Linked DNA regions of Homo sapiens: region 1 is linked to region 2. A link is a contact called in ENCODE Hi-C or POLR2A ChIA-PET data. All regions are on one chromosome and are shown on one strand. The core of a region is the stretch at or near the end of the contact, and the rest is flanking DNA. Distances in the headings are between cores, read along the strand shown. Region 1 overlaps ZNF451 (zinc finger protein 451). Region 2 overlaps DST (dystonin).

Region 1 (7,476 bases), core at 48-2,547, 340 kb after region 2:
AAGTTTATTATATATAGTTTATGGTCATATGTATCTTATAAAAATTTTGAAGCCCATCCCCATGGATTTATTATAATACAGCTCTGATATATCTTAAAGTTAACCCGTTTTCCGTAGATGTTAAGGGCTTTACTGGTTGAGGTAACCTATTTCAAATGGTCTGTTGGGTTTTGTGGTACCTTGTCAAGAATTCAATAAGAATTCTCAGGCTGTCTGTATTTTCTTTTAGGACTTTGGAGATCTCTCAAGTTGTACTGTTTTCTAGTATTCCTGAGTATATTCCTTTGGTAACGTGAAAGTAAATAGTTTATATTTGATGATTTTTTTTTTTTTTTTTTGAGACGGAGTCTTGCTCTGTCACCCAGGCTGGAGTACAGTGGTGAGATCACGGCTCACTGCAAGCTCTGCCTCCCGGGTTCACGCCATTCTCCTGCCTAAGCCTCCTGAGTAGCTGGGACTACAGGCGCCCGCCACCACACCCGGCGAATTTTTTGTATTTTTAGTAGAGATGGGGTTTCACCGTGTTAGTCCAGGTGGTCTCAATCTCCTGAACCTTGTGATCCACCTACCTTGGCCTCCCAAAGTGCTGGGATTACAGGCGTGAGCCACAGTGCCCGGCCTGTATTTGGTGATATTTTAAAAAATTCTACTTTGACCTTAAGTGCTTCAAGAATTGTGTTCAGTTAGTAGTCCTTTTGTAAGACTAACTTTCATATGCTATCTTTGCTCCATGAGCTATCATAGTACTGTTTTCTTTCATTACCCGTAAGAGTGGCTCTATCACAGCATTTACTGTTAAGGGCTACAGTTAGACCTCTTGTTAACTCTACTTTTATTTGTGATGGCTGTGTTTCACACTACCTTGATTTATAAATGTAGTAATGTGTTAAATAACTATATGTTGTGGTCCCTTAATACCTCTTTTGATTGGTGAGGTAACAGTGATGTGGATGATGAAATAAAAACGTTTCCCCAAGTCACTAAACACAGTTTTCAATTCATTTTTTTTTACATATTTAATTTACATCTAACTACTGTTAGGTATGCAGCCCGTTCCTTTTTGCCTTCAGTAGAATATAGTTATATAAGTAGTCTCATTTAGATTCTTGGGACAGAACGGCCTGTGTATTGATCTTTCTTTAATGGCTTGGAACAGCTTCTATATATTCTGACAGGTCTTGGAAGCATGTTAATATCCGTGTGTTTAATTGTCATCTTCCTGCCTGGGAAGGCAGTAGAAGAAAGAATCTACATTTGTATAGTCTGTAGTACAGGCTCTGTGCTGATTGCAAGGCACTCTTGAGAGAAATTCATTCTTATTTTGCAGAAGAAGAACTGAAACTTCATTAAGTCATTAAGCAACTTGCTCAGGTGGTGGAACTGAGCTTTAAATATGGACTTTTTCCAGTCTCAATTCAGCATTATACTAGGCTGCCTCCATGTGTTTTTCAAAGCCCCATTCAAGTTTTACTTCTATGGTAAACTAATTTTACATACACAAATCTTTTCATTTTCTGAACTTCCTTTATGGCTTTACTGTCACCCCACTAGTATTTGATGTCTTAGCTATTAACTAATTCCTGATTATTTCACTTGTCACATCAGGAACCCTATCCTCTTAGTTCTCCCATTGAGATTTCACTGCTGGACTAAGATTATTCTTGATTCGTAGTCATTGGTTTCTGTTTCCATTCATTTTCAGCACTGATTATGTTAATCGTATTGCTTGAGTTTTTTCTTTGTTCAATGTTGTTTATTACATTCATTTTGTTTCATATACACACATTTTTTTTTTTTAACTGGCATTTTGAGGATATTGGTTTAATGGAAGGAAAAAGGAATGGTGCAAAGCACATGGTATTTGAATTCCAAAGACCTTGACCCTCAGCATTAGCAAGTCACTTGTTTTCTGAGCCTCAGTTTTCTTACTCTCAAATGAGGTAATATCCGAAAGTACTTTGACAACACACTAAAGCCTGATGCAGATTTCCTTTTTGAAGTAATTGTGCTGTTTCTATTCATATTGGATATGGTATTCTATGGTATTGGCTATAGATACATACATTTTAAAATGTTATTTAACAGCATGTAAATGTTCATTTCATGCCATGTGATCATGTTCCCCTTTATGATTTTTTAAGGCTGTCTTACAAGCCTAACAGTGTACTAAGTCATTAAAAGATATATTTAAAGTAAAATAGTCTCTTTTCTCAAGTACAAGCTAAGAAATGCTCATAATAATAAAATAAGAGAATGTAGAATGAGGAGTTAGAGTGTATATGTATGTGTATACAATTTTTGATAGATGGTATTTTGTTATTTCATATCTGTGTTGAAAACAGTCTTTTAGTTTGTCAGACATCTTTTTCAGTACCTGCTATGTGCAGGCAGGTATTGAGAAAGGTCTGAGAATACTGAGGGTTAATAAGAGATGGTATATTCTCCAGAGAAATAAATACCACTAAAGTATAAGAGCAGATGTCCTTTTTGGAAGAATGCCTGTGGTGATGGAATAAGAAAAGCCATATAGAGGGGTGAGGAAAAGCTTTTCTTACCAAGTGTGTGAGCTGAGTTTTGGAGGATGATTAGGCAAGAGTTAGTTGGCCTGGTGGAGAAACAGGAGCCAGACATTCAGCTGGAGGAACAGGAGTGTGGAACAGTGTGGGTAACACAATGGGGTGTGTCTGGTTTCAGAATTATAAGAAATAGTCTTTAGGGGGAACAGAAATGAAGGAGACTAAATAGATGATGATAAATTATCTGTGAATATGTACTGGTTCCTACATATTCAAAGTGTGCTAAGTTTGTACAGCCATTACTTGTAAGGTTCTAGGAGTTGTCTCTCTAGGGGTTGGTTTGTACCATAGTCCATTATGTACATCTAGAACAATTCTTTCTTTCCCGGAACTGAGCCCAAGGTGGGCTTTCTACAGTGCACCTCTGGCTCTGGGGCAGCTCAAGCAATCAGAAAGAACTGAGGCACTGGTAGAAAACAACTCTGAGGATGAACAGGATAATGTTCCTGAAGTGGAATGTGGTATCCCTTCATGGTTAAATGGTTGCATACTTCAGGGTCACCTATGGAAAGGTGTCCTCAGGGTAGCTAAAAGTGGTTAATTTCCTTGTGTTTTGACTTACAGATCATTTCTAGGTGGACTTGGGGAAAATAAAGTTACTTATAAAAATATTGCTTCATTGGCATTTGGAGGTGTTGTATTGAAGGAGGAAGTGGGTTCCTATCACCAGAACCCTCTCTAGGTGTTTCAGATAGGAAACTGGGTTGTAGACCTTGTCCCAGTAATATCTCCAGCAGCTCCAACACATTTTGTCAACTTCGTATTCGTTTTTTAAGTTTTTTTCCTTGCTGTTGGCCACCTTTACCTTCTTTTTTTTTTTTTTCCTTCTTTTTCCCTTATTTTTTGAGACAGTCTCACTCTGGCGCCCAAGCTGGAGTACAGTGGGGTCATATCGGCTAACTGCAACCTCCACCTCCCAGGTTCAAGCGATTCTCCTGCCTCAGCCTCCCAAGTAGCTAGGATTACAGGCGCATGCCACCATTCCTGGCTAATTTTTTGTATTTTTAGTAGAGATGGGGTTTTGCCATGTTGGCCAGGCTGGTCTCGAACTCCTGACCTCAAGTGATCTGCCCACTTTGGCCTCCCGAAGTGCTGGGATTGCAGGCGTGAGCCACCGTACCAGGCCCCATTCCCACTTTTACTTTTATTTTCTCTACAGTTCATCCTTTTTTTTTTTTTTCCTTCTGTGCCAGAGGTGGAACAGTGGCACTCAGGGTTAAAAAACTCCCTTTTGCTTTGTCACACTTCATATTCAGAGTTACTGTGGGGTTTTTTTGTTTTTTTTTTTTTGTTTTTTGTTTCTTGAGACGGAGTCTCACTCTGTCGCTGAGGCTAGAGTGCAGTGGTGCGATCTTGGCTCACTGCAACCTCTGCCTCCCGGGTTCAAGCGATTCTCTTGCCTCAGCCTCCCGAGTAGCTGGAATCGCAGGCACCTGCCACCATGCTCAACTAATTTTTGTATTTTTAGTAGATACAAGATTTCACCATGTTGGCTAGGTTGGTCTTGAACTCCTGACCTCAGGTGATCCACCTGCCTCGGCCTCCCAAAGTGCTGGGATTGTGGTTGTGAGCCACCACGCCTGGCCGTATATTTTAAAAATCTCTTAAGGTCCAGTTACTGTTATATTTTGGTCCTGTACTGAAGGAGGATGTAAGTCATTTTCCTAAAATGATTTTTATAGAGATAGATGTTGGCAGTTTACTCAAAAGAGAATATAGGAAAATCTTTTTTAACAGGTTTGGTGGGACTAGCCTTATTCACTGAATAAAGTACTTTACAGAATGGAGTATATCTATATGTGTGTTTTAAGATTTGTTCATACAAAGCAGATGTTCTGTGTACTTTGTATTTGTAAACAACTAATTGGGGGTGGGAAGGAGATTGCTTTGTAAAAAGAGGGTTTCCTTGTTCTAAAGCTTTGCTGCTGGAGATGGTAAGATGGTAAATAAATATTGTACTGTTATGCTGCGTTTATCTCTTCTGCTTTATCTGTATTTGCATATAAAATTCTTGAGAAAAACCATTGCTTTTCAAAGTGTTATTTGGGATACGGGTTTGAGTTATATAAGTTGAGTAGAAGGGGCTTCTGGTAAACAGAACTTTGGGGGGTGGTGCAAACTTCAGACCAAACTATGAATTGAAGCTTTAGGATGGGCAATAATAAGCGGACTTTGAAATTGGGTTTTTATGAAGTAATCCATTTGTTGCAGGAATTCTGTTCAAACCAAATGCGCTAGTCAGATACCGTGATGATGTGCAAAGTTAATTCTTTTGCAGTTGGTTGTTCCTTTGAGCTTTCTTTGAACTTGGAGTCCCTTACATATAAGATAGAGGTGATGAAAGAAATAGTCTCCAGTTGGTACTCCTCTGGATCATCAGTGCCAGCTGATGTTCAGGGAGATATTATGACTGTAAATAAACCTGCCTTGGATTGTTTTGTGTATATCCCCTCACCTTATTCTTTACCTTCTTCCCTCCTACAAATTGCATCTTTTTCTATTACTGGCTTTTTCAGTAGGCAGAAAGTGCCTATGATGAGTGAGATAGGAAACTGGGTTGTTGTGATCACTTCTCTGGGTAGTAACTGTTCTTGCAGAGTGCTTTCTTCCTAGGTTATATCACCGTGTGTGGTATATGGAGCAAAATTGTTCCATTTCACAGAGAGGTCTAGTGACTTCATGTTCATAATATATTCATATTTCTATTAAAGTAATTTTGTAGAAAATATAAAATGGAAGCTTTTTGGTTCATCAAGAACTAAAGTGCTTTCTGAAATTAGTAATAATGATTTACAAATATAAGTCATTTCTTTATCATTAAAAAGCCACAAAGTAGTACAATGCTATGAGCTATTATAAAATAATTTCTTCTATGAAGCCCAGCTTTTTGTTCCTTTTTCTTTTTTTAAAGCCTTTATTTTAGGTTCAGGGGTACATTTACAGGTTTGTTTTATAGGTAAACTTGTATCACGGGGGTTTGGGGTACAGATTATTTTGTCACCCAGGTACTAAGCGTGGTAACCGATTGTTATTTTTCTGGTGCTCTCCCTCCTCCCTCATTCAGGCCCAATGTCTGCTGTTCCCCTATTTGTGCCCATTGGTTCTCATTATTTAGCTCCCACTTATAAGTGAGAACATGCAGTATTTGGTTTTCTGTTCCTGTGTTAGTTCACTAAGCCCTCCAGCTCCATCCATGTTCCTGCAGAGGACATGATGTCATTCTTTTTTTTTTTTTGGCCGTATAGTAGTCCGTCGTGTATATGTACTACATTTTCTTTACCTAGTCCTGCTTTTTAATATTGTTTTCTAGAAATTGCTTTGCAAAAGTAAAATCACTCCATTAATTCCGCATTCCCTTTGAGTTAATATTTGCAAACATTTAAAGTAACTGATTTAGCTAGTTATCACAATAAGTTACTCAGAGGTTCAACTTTTCGATGAGTGATGTATGAAGAATAAAGTGAAAGATCTGCCTGAATTTAATATTTGTAAAAAATATACTCATGGGTCTTCTGAGAAAAAAAAATTTTTTTTTTTTTTTTTTTGAGATGGAGTCTCGCTCTGTCACCCAGGCTGGAGTGCAGTGGTGCAATCTCGGCTCACTGCAAGCTCCACCTCCCGGGTTCACGCCATTCTCCTGCCACAGCCTCCCGAGTAGCTGGGACTACAGGCACCCATCACCACACCCGGCTGATTTTTTGTATTTTTAGTAGAGATGGGGTTTCACCATGTTAGCCAGGATGCTCTCGATCTCCTGACCTCGTGATCTGCCCACCTCGGCCTCCCAAAGTGCTGGGATTACAGGCGTGATCACGCCACCGCGCCCAGCCGAAAAATTTTTTATAAAACAGTTTAGAGCCAGTTCTGTCTGGCATTTAGCTTCCTAAACCATACTACATTTTCAGGATCGAGAGTGAATTGTTCAAGAAATAGGCATTTGTAGATGAATTTTAACAGAAAGTTCATGTATGAAGTCATATACATTCATCTGAAGTTACTTAAGTAGAAATTTAGCTTCTACTAAAAATTTATTTTGGTTTTTAATTAGCTTCCTTTTGAGCACATTTGTTAAACTTACCTAAGAGAACTTATCTTTGTGATTGGAAAAACTAAGAATCCTGCTTTCTATATTTACATTCCAAAGAAGAATAGAGAAAGGTCAGGTCTAAGTGAGCTGAATAAGCATATATTTTTAAGTTTCAACTTTTAATTTGACTAAGTGTACTTTCATCAGTATTTTAAATACACTTTAAAATACAAAATCAGACATGCTTTTAGGAAAACCATATATGTAAAAAAATATATACAAATTTGTGTTTTAGCTAAATGTTTTTTGCTTTAAGTGATAACGGTGTTTGGCTTGAAATTTGTGTAAAAATATTTTCCCAATAGCCATTAAGCTTGTTGACCTGAAAGTGACTTTCCTTAATTCTTGATTAATATGTTTCTGTTGAGTTTGGAAAATAATGTAACCCAATCATTATACATATAGGGACAAAAATCTGAGAAAAGTTACATACAATTTACTAATAGATTATGTTCCTTCTAGATGCAGCATTTCTGTCTATATTTTTGTAGGATATATATTAAACATATTTTTATAAGGCAAAATTAGTGATTTAAACCAAGTCCATTATGTTCCCAAACAAAAGACTGAGATCCTTAACATTTTTGTCTTTGTATAGTCTTCTTCATTAATAATTAAAATTAGTTAACAATTTTATTACATATGCTGATTGTAGAAAAATTAGAAAATAAATGTAAAAAAGAAAAAACCCTCCAGACAGAAATAACCACTATTTAACATTTTGATTTATATAGCTTTCTAGATTTTATTCATATATATATTTACAGGATCATTTTCACTTAAAAACTGCAAGTGTTGCTTGGCACAGTGGCT
Region 2 (7,385 bases), core at 3,609-6,108:
GGAGAATTGCTTTAATCGGGGAGGCAGAGGTTGCAGTGAGCCATGATTGCACCACTGCACTCCAGCCTGGGTGACAGAGTGAGAGACTCCATCCCAATAAATAAATAAATAAATCAAAAACCACAAGTAGCAAAAACGTCTATCTCAAGAAACTAATTTTACAGCTACAGGAATGACTTTGTAGTTTTAATTTATTTGATATTATTAACTGCTGGCATATTTTTTTCCATTCAAAATTTTTAATGACTATCAGAGACCTCTAATATATTACAATCCCTTTGTCAGTCATTTGCATGCTGCCAGTTTCCCTTCCTGGTTTGGTGCACTAAGGGGTTTCTGAGCTCAGACAATAAAGATGCTGACACAGCCAAGGAACTGCAGCCTGAAAACAAAGAGTTCCAGAGGCGCGTGTGAATCTGACTGGATGTGTCCTAAAGCCTCTCATTAAACAGCTACTCCCCATCAAAGACACTACACTCTAGGCAAGGCAAAGAGCACTCCTTCCACCTGCCATTCTTGTCCTCTAAGCAAAGTGAGTCCTTGAAGAATCTAATAGTTTCACAGAATCATTTTGTGGTCCAACCATAGAGTATGCACTGCATATGTCAAAATCCTTTTATTTTTTAAATTAACAAATAATAGGATTTCTATCTCCTTATACCCACTCAAAAAATAAAAGCATATAAAGGATATTTTGGTTCTTCCATGTCCCCCAAAAGCAAAAAAGAAAATAACTTTGAGAGAACACAAATTTAAAAGAAAATTGCACAAGTCTGAACATTTCTAAATATATTCAAAGACACATATCTAACTTTGAAATATGTACCTAGAGGCAAATAATTTAATAGCAAATCCATAGAATGAACTGCTAAGAAATGCCACATGATTAAGCCATGTTTTGGGGTAATATGGGTAAGGACATTAAACAACTTTGAGAATGAATTATTAAAATACACCTTTTAATGTATCTTATTTAAAACTTATTTAAAATTAGTTTCCAGCATCTCTTAATACTACTTTATTTTTTGTATGTCTCTCCATGTGTATCAGCCACTAAACCCCAGTAAGACCCACTGTGTAATGATGCTTAATCTTCTTCCTTTTTAAACTCTAATGTGTATCAGCTTTCAGATATTTATGAGCTCAGATCTTTTGGCCAGAATTTGGTTAAGTAAAAAGCAAGCTGATCAGGCCATAGATAAAGGCATTTGGTGCCAGGGTAATTATAAATACAAGCAAGTATTATATTTGCCCCCAGCTCTTGCCCATAAGGTGGCTGAAAATGCATCCTTGATTTTCCCTTATTCTGTCAATATAGGAATTACTACCTTGAATACTACTAAACATATCTTTAAGTAATAAAAGGTAGCATTTGCTGAGCACTTATTATATGCCAGGAATTGTTTTGAGTACTTTTCATGTATTAAAGTCATCAGATCCTTCAATAACAACATAAAGTGGATAGTATAATTAAATCTCCCTTTTATGGATGAGACTGAGATTAAACAAAAAAAAGTGTAGTGAAACTGCACAGACAACTCATGTGGTGGTTTTAAAACATGTCCATACATGGAAACTTCTCCCTTCAAGAGCTAATTCCAATCACTGTGCATGTAGGGACACTAATTAATGGAATATAACTAAAGTAACTGTGTTAGAGTTCTGAGACTAGGTCATAAAAAGCAATGTGGTTTCTTTCTTGATTTCTACATCACTTACCCTGGGGGAAGCCAGTTGCCATGTCTTGAAGACACTTAAACAGCACTGTGGAGAGGCCCACGTGGCAAGGGAGGCCCTCCTGCCCTCTGCCAGTGAGTGAGCCATCTTGGAAGCAGATCTTCCAGCCCCAGTCAAGCCTTCAGAGGACAGCAGCCCTGGGCAACATCTGAACTTTAACCTTACTCTCACTTAAGCCACTCCCAAATTCGTGGCCCACAGAGTTATTAAACGCTTACTGATTTAGCTGCCAAGTGGGGGGCAAATTGTTATACGGCTAGAAATAACTAACCCAGCTAACAAGTGACTGAGCCAGGATCAAACCCAAGCAGTCCAGTACTGAAAGCTGCTACTGGTCAGATAAATGCACACCATGTTATGTTGGTGCAAAAGTAATTGTGGTTTTTATCATTGATAATAGGAATTTAACCAAGCTATAATTTTACTAAACACCACAAATGTTTTCAAATTCCAACTACACAAGTTAAACAGCATAGTAGAGTGGTTCTCAGCCCTTCTCAACATTAAAATCATTTGTACAACTTTTTACAGATGCCCGGGTTTCATCCTCAAAGAGTGAACAGGCCTAGGGTTGGGTCCTAGCATCTTAACCCCAGGTTAGGAACCTATTAAAAAAAAAAAATAAGCTTGACTTCTCACAACTGTGCTCAAATTTCCTTCTGACAACTAAGATAAAGATTATTCGGTTCTACTCACTTGATACTTCAAGTCAAAAAAGAAGAACTTACATCACAATCACTTTTTACCAAATAATTATATATAGAAACTTGATTTATGAATCTGAATACAGCTTTTGCTTTCACTACACATTAGTGGTTATTTAGTGCACCTTATAGCTGAGTATCCAAAACCCCAAAAGCAATTTCTATTAGTTAACCAATCTTCTGCCTCATCATGGCACAGATGTCAACTTTAAACAAGACTCCAGAAATGTTTTTTTTTTGAGACAGAGTTTTGCTCTTGTTGTCTAGACTGGAGTGCAATGGTGAAATCTCAACTTAATGCAACCTCCACCTCCCGGGCTCAAGCAATTCTCCTGTTTCAGCCTCCTGAGTAGCTGGGATTACAGGTATGCGCCACCACGCCCGGCTAATTTTTTGTATTTTTAGTAGAAACAGGGTTTCTCCATGTTGGTCAGGCTGGTCTCGAACTCCGGACCTCAGGTGATCCACCCGCCTTGGCCTCCCAAAGTGCTGGCGTGCCCGACAAGACTCTAGAAATTTTAAAACAGTTTCACATAACTTGAAAGTGAGAAGGGGCTTTAGAAATCATCTCAGAATGGCCTACTTGCCTTCGCCCAGGCCCAACAAAAATTTACAAAGCAGAAGTGGGCTTCAAAAGCAGCTCCTCCAGAGTCCAGCCCCAGTGTTGCTATCTGGAAATTGGGAATGGCTGCCCGCACTCACAATTCGTACTGCATCCCTTGATATTATCTGTGCACTTCTGCCTCCCTTTCTTAACTATATACTTCTTTAAAGACAAGAATGCTATCATAACTCTTTTGTAGTCCCCTTCTTTCACTATCACAGTTTCACTTAAGAGTCACCCAATAACTGTTTGCTTAACAGAACAATGTAAAATACCTGCGCAACTACTTTCCCTTCATCTCTTTACCTCTACACATATTTTTGGATTTTGAAATGTGAGATATTTTTGCTTGATTAGTTTATTGCTCTCATTCAATAAGAACTTATTTTAACAATCACTTTGTACTATACCATAGGTAAAACAAATTTACGAGAACACCACCTTTTTTTTTTTTTTTTTTTTTTTGAGACAGAGTTTCACTCTTGTTGCCCAGGCTGGAGTGCAACGGCGTGATCTCAGCTCACTGCAACATGTGCCTCCCCGGTTCAAGCGATTCTCCTACCTCAGCTTCCCGAGTAGCTGGGATTAAAGCCATGTGCCACCACACCCAGCTAATTTTGTATTTTTACTAGAGATGGGGTTTCGACATGTTGGCCAGGCTGGTCTCGAACTCCTGACCTCAGGTGATCTGCCCATCTCGGCCTCCCAAAGTGCTGGGATTACAGGCGTGAGCCACAGCACCCAGCCGAGAACATTACCTTTATAGAAAGCATTTTCTCCTTGTTTACCTCAGGGATTTGCCATACATGACCATGTGTTCTAGTTTTCTCCTTACATATTTCAGGCAGGTCCACATAAGCATTAATTCATGCCTTCTCTTCCTGATCACTTACCTAATAAGTCAAAGCGCTGCTTCTTTATGCCTGGATCAAGTCCAACATGTCCTAGCTTTTCACTATGATTAATTAATTTAAAAATATAGGGATGGGCCAGGCATGGTGGCTCACGCCTGTAATGCCAGTCCTTTGGGATGCTGAGGCAGAAGGATCACCTGAGGTCAGGAGTTCGAAACCAGCCTGGCCAACATGGTGAAACCACGTCTCTACTAAACGTACAAAAATTAGCCAGGCATGGTGGCACGCACCTGTAGTCCCAGCTACTCAGGAGGCTGAGGAACAAGAATCACTTGAACCTGGGAGGTGGAGGTTGCAGTGAGCTGAGATCACACCACTGCGCTCCAGCCGACAGAACGAGACTCCTCTTAAAAAAAAAAAATACCTATACACACACACACACACACACACACACACACACACACACACATATAGGGATGGGTGGGGGTGGGGGGGAGAAAACCAAAGGATGTGCCTAGCAAATTACCATTTGTCTTGAGGAATGCTGGTCCAATCCCACAAGGAACTCTAGTCCTACATCACTTCCAGTTTTCACTTTGAAAATGTACTTAGACTAAGTACACAATGACCTAAGGTTTGAAAATATTTCTGTTCTCCAGTTTGGAGAGCTCCCTCTAATGAAACTACATACTATAAATATACAGATTAATATGCAATAGTCTAACCTATCAGTAGTGATAGTCCAATAATTAAGTATAGTATTAAGTCTGCAGTCAAAATTCATCTACCTGTTCCTGAGCACCCTTCCTCACAGTCAAAACCTTTTCCCAAAGTGCACATGCACACACACACACACACACACACACACACACACAGCCTCAGATGCCTCTGGAAGAGACATCAACCCTGGTCTGACCACTTCTGCCTAGACAAGGGCCTCTGTGAACCTCTCTTCCCAGTTTTTCTATGCTCCCCAGTGGCTGAACTGAAAAATGCAAGTCACCAACAAGCAAAGCAACAAGCACAATCTCCAAAACGTTTTCTCTTCAAACCACTGTAAGGGCAAATACCATATACTATTCTGCTTGGCTTGTAGCCTTTTCTTTCACTTTCTTTGGTCACTTTCAATATTCTGCAATTTCTGGAGCCCCACGACATGCTGCTTGATTTTCTACACTCCCTTTGCACTAGTAGCCTGGGATCCCCTGGCTGCAGGTGCGGTATGTTTACTCATCTAGCTCCCTAACTTTACTCATCTAGCTTTGCCTAATGGCAAAACTTGAGAGCAATGACCTTGTTTCATGTCTGTTTGTAGTAAACACACTGCCTAGCTGACAGAAGACATTCAAATATTTATGGGAAGAAAGAAGAAAATTTAAAAAAGAAGGAGTGGGAAGAACACTAAAAAGAAGGATGTTAGGCTGGGCACGGTGGCTCATGCCTGTAATCCCAGCATTTTGGGAGGCCGAGGTGGGTGGATCACCTGAGGTCAGGAGGTCAAGACCAGGCTGGCCAACATGGTGAAACACCATCTCTACAAAAATACAAAAATTAGCCGTGCATGATGGCAGATGCCTGTAATCCCAGCTACTCGGGAGGCTGAGGCAGGAGAATTGCTTGAACACGGGAGGCAGAGGTTGCAGTGAGCCAAGATCATGCCATTGCACTGCAGCCTGGGTGACAGAGTGAGACTCCATCAAGGAAGGAAGGAAGAAAGGGAGGGAGGGAGGGAGGGAGGGAGGAAGGGAGGGAGGGTAAGAAGCAATAGGCACTAACTTCAGGCTCAGGAAATCTGTGTATGATTGCCTGCTACTTGCTAGCCGTAAGAGTAGGAATAACTTATTCAGTGGTTCCAGTTTCTTATCTGTAAGACTACTGGACAATAGTCTATAATCTCTGAGACCCCATAACCTGTAGATTCTAACATCCTATTGTTTTATACAAAGTCCACCATGTTTGTGAAAGTCACCATGACAAACACCCATTTTCAATGATATTTTCAAAAGCAAAGCCTTGACCTTCTTTACTAGTTTCTGCAGATATCATTTGCCCCCAATTTTATGTTTTGAGATATTTTGAATTTCATAACAAATACTGAAATGCAGTAACAGAACTTGCAAGTGTTATCAAATTACTATTCTAGAATCATAAGAAGTCACTCAAGGAAGAAGTCAGGTAGAAACTAGAACTGCCAATGAAGAGAATGAATTCCAATCAACCATAGTAGAAATAATGCACGAAACATATGCATGCCAGGATATCATAAAGGAGAAGACTGTAAAATAAACGTACAGTGCAGAGGTGAGATATGCAAGAGATTTCTGGTCTGTCTTGAGGCAGAGGTGATGAGAGGCAGCAAAAAGCAATCTGTGCTTAGAGAACAGAGATGTTAAGATGAATGGTGAAGTATGAGTTATGAGATATAACAGAGATCTTGAGGTACTGCCAGACAGACTCAAGTTAAAGCAATTACTAGCATCTGGAAGAAGTCTCCAAAGATTTTACTCAGACTTCAGTTATTGGTCCCTGACAACTATCAGGAATGGAGCTATGACAGCCTTTTATTCAACTTTCCTAAGCAGGAAAACAAAGGCATCTCTACCACCCAAAAACTCAAAAATTTTAAACATTCTAAAAACACCTAAGTAACATTTCCTCTAAGGACTTAGCAAATTTGGTTTTGGGTTCATTGTGTTTACTTGAACTATATGTGGGCAAAGAGAATCTGAGCAAAAGGATTTGTCCTACTTAGCTAGTCACACGCACAAGTTAGTATTCTTACACTACAGCCTCATGGGACCAAAACCCAATCCATCCACTCTAACTGTGAAAGTTGAGCCTTATCTCTCAAAGATTGATTAATTGAAGCATGGATTCACATTTTGTAGAAAGCTTACATGCCTGAGACTTCAAGTCAAAGTCAATTTGCTTAATACAATTTCTATGATACAGTATAAAAAGCATGTTCTTATAAAACAAGAACACATGAGAACACATGAGTATAATGTCTCCCATGTCCATGACATTTCCACATCATGAATGTGACCACTGTTCACTGACAATGCATTCTTTCAACAAGTAGTTTCTGAGCACCTACTGCATGCCAAGTACTAACCAGGCTAGATGCCGAGATACAAAGATGGGTAAAAGAAATCTGGCTTTGACATGCTGGCTATCATGTTGTTTGGGAAGATAGCACTGCTGTCTTTCTAAAGCTTGCAGTTTCTCATCAGACATATAAGGCCTTTCTCTGCAATTGCTGCGGTATCTTTTTTTTTTTTTTTTCCTTTTTGAGACTCAGTCTCGCTCTGCCACCCACGCTGGTATGCAGTGGCGTGATTTCGACTCACTGCAACCTCCGCCTCCCAGGTTCAAGCAATTCTCCCGCTTCAGCTTCCCAAGTAGCTGGGATTACAGGCACGCGCCACCATGCCCAGCTAATTTTTGCACTTTTAGTAGAGTCGGGGTTTCACCGTGTTGGTCAGG

What was found. A loop is a pair of places that touch in the nucleus more often than their neighbours do. ChIA-PET counts read pairs that join two places held with the same protein, here RNA polymerase II (POLR2A). Pooled maps may share reads with other maps.
Region 1: a loop to region 2 is called in a pooled map, with 2.1 times the contacts of the local background. The contact joins two enhancer-like sites. A Hi-C loop is called at or near these places in 1 of 37 single-sample maps with no recorded cell type and 2 of 50 pooled maps. POLR2A ChIA-PET finds 5 or more read pairs at or near these places in 1 of 52 experiments (A673).

The regions. Positions count from the first base shown.
Region 1 is chr6:57,107,519-57,114,994 of GRCh38, forward strand. All of the region lies in intron 3 of ZNF451 (zinc finger protein 451), which reads left to right. ZNF451-AS1 (ZNF451 regulatory antisense RNA 1) reads right to left here. Exons shown (of 4, transcript NR_110742.1): 4 at 7,393-7,476. Among named protein-coding and RNA genes, the nearest start is that of ZNF451, 21 kb to the left of the region's middle. Within about 2 kb of position 1,298, at least 2 of the 41 ENCODE cell types and tissues checked have a DNase peak (open chromatin) inside an H3K27ac peak, as active enhancers do.
Region 2 is chr6:56,759,358-56,766,742 of GRCh38, forward strand. All of the region lies in intron 4 of DST (dystonin), which reads right to left. Among named protein-coding and RNA genes, the nearest start is that of DST-AS1, 81 kb to the right of the region's middle. RefSeq lists an enhancer at 121-677. Within about 2 kb of position 4,859, at least 3 of the 41 ENCODE cell types and tissues checked have a DNase peak (open chromatin) inside an H3K27ac peak, as active enhancers do.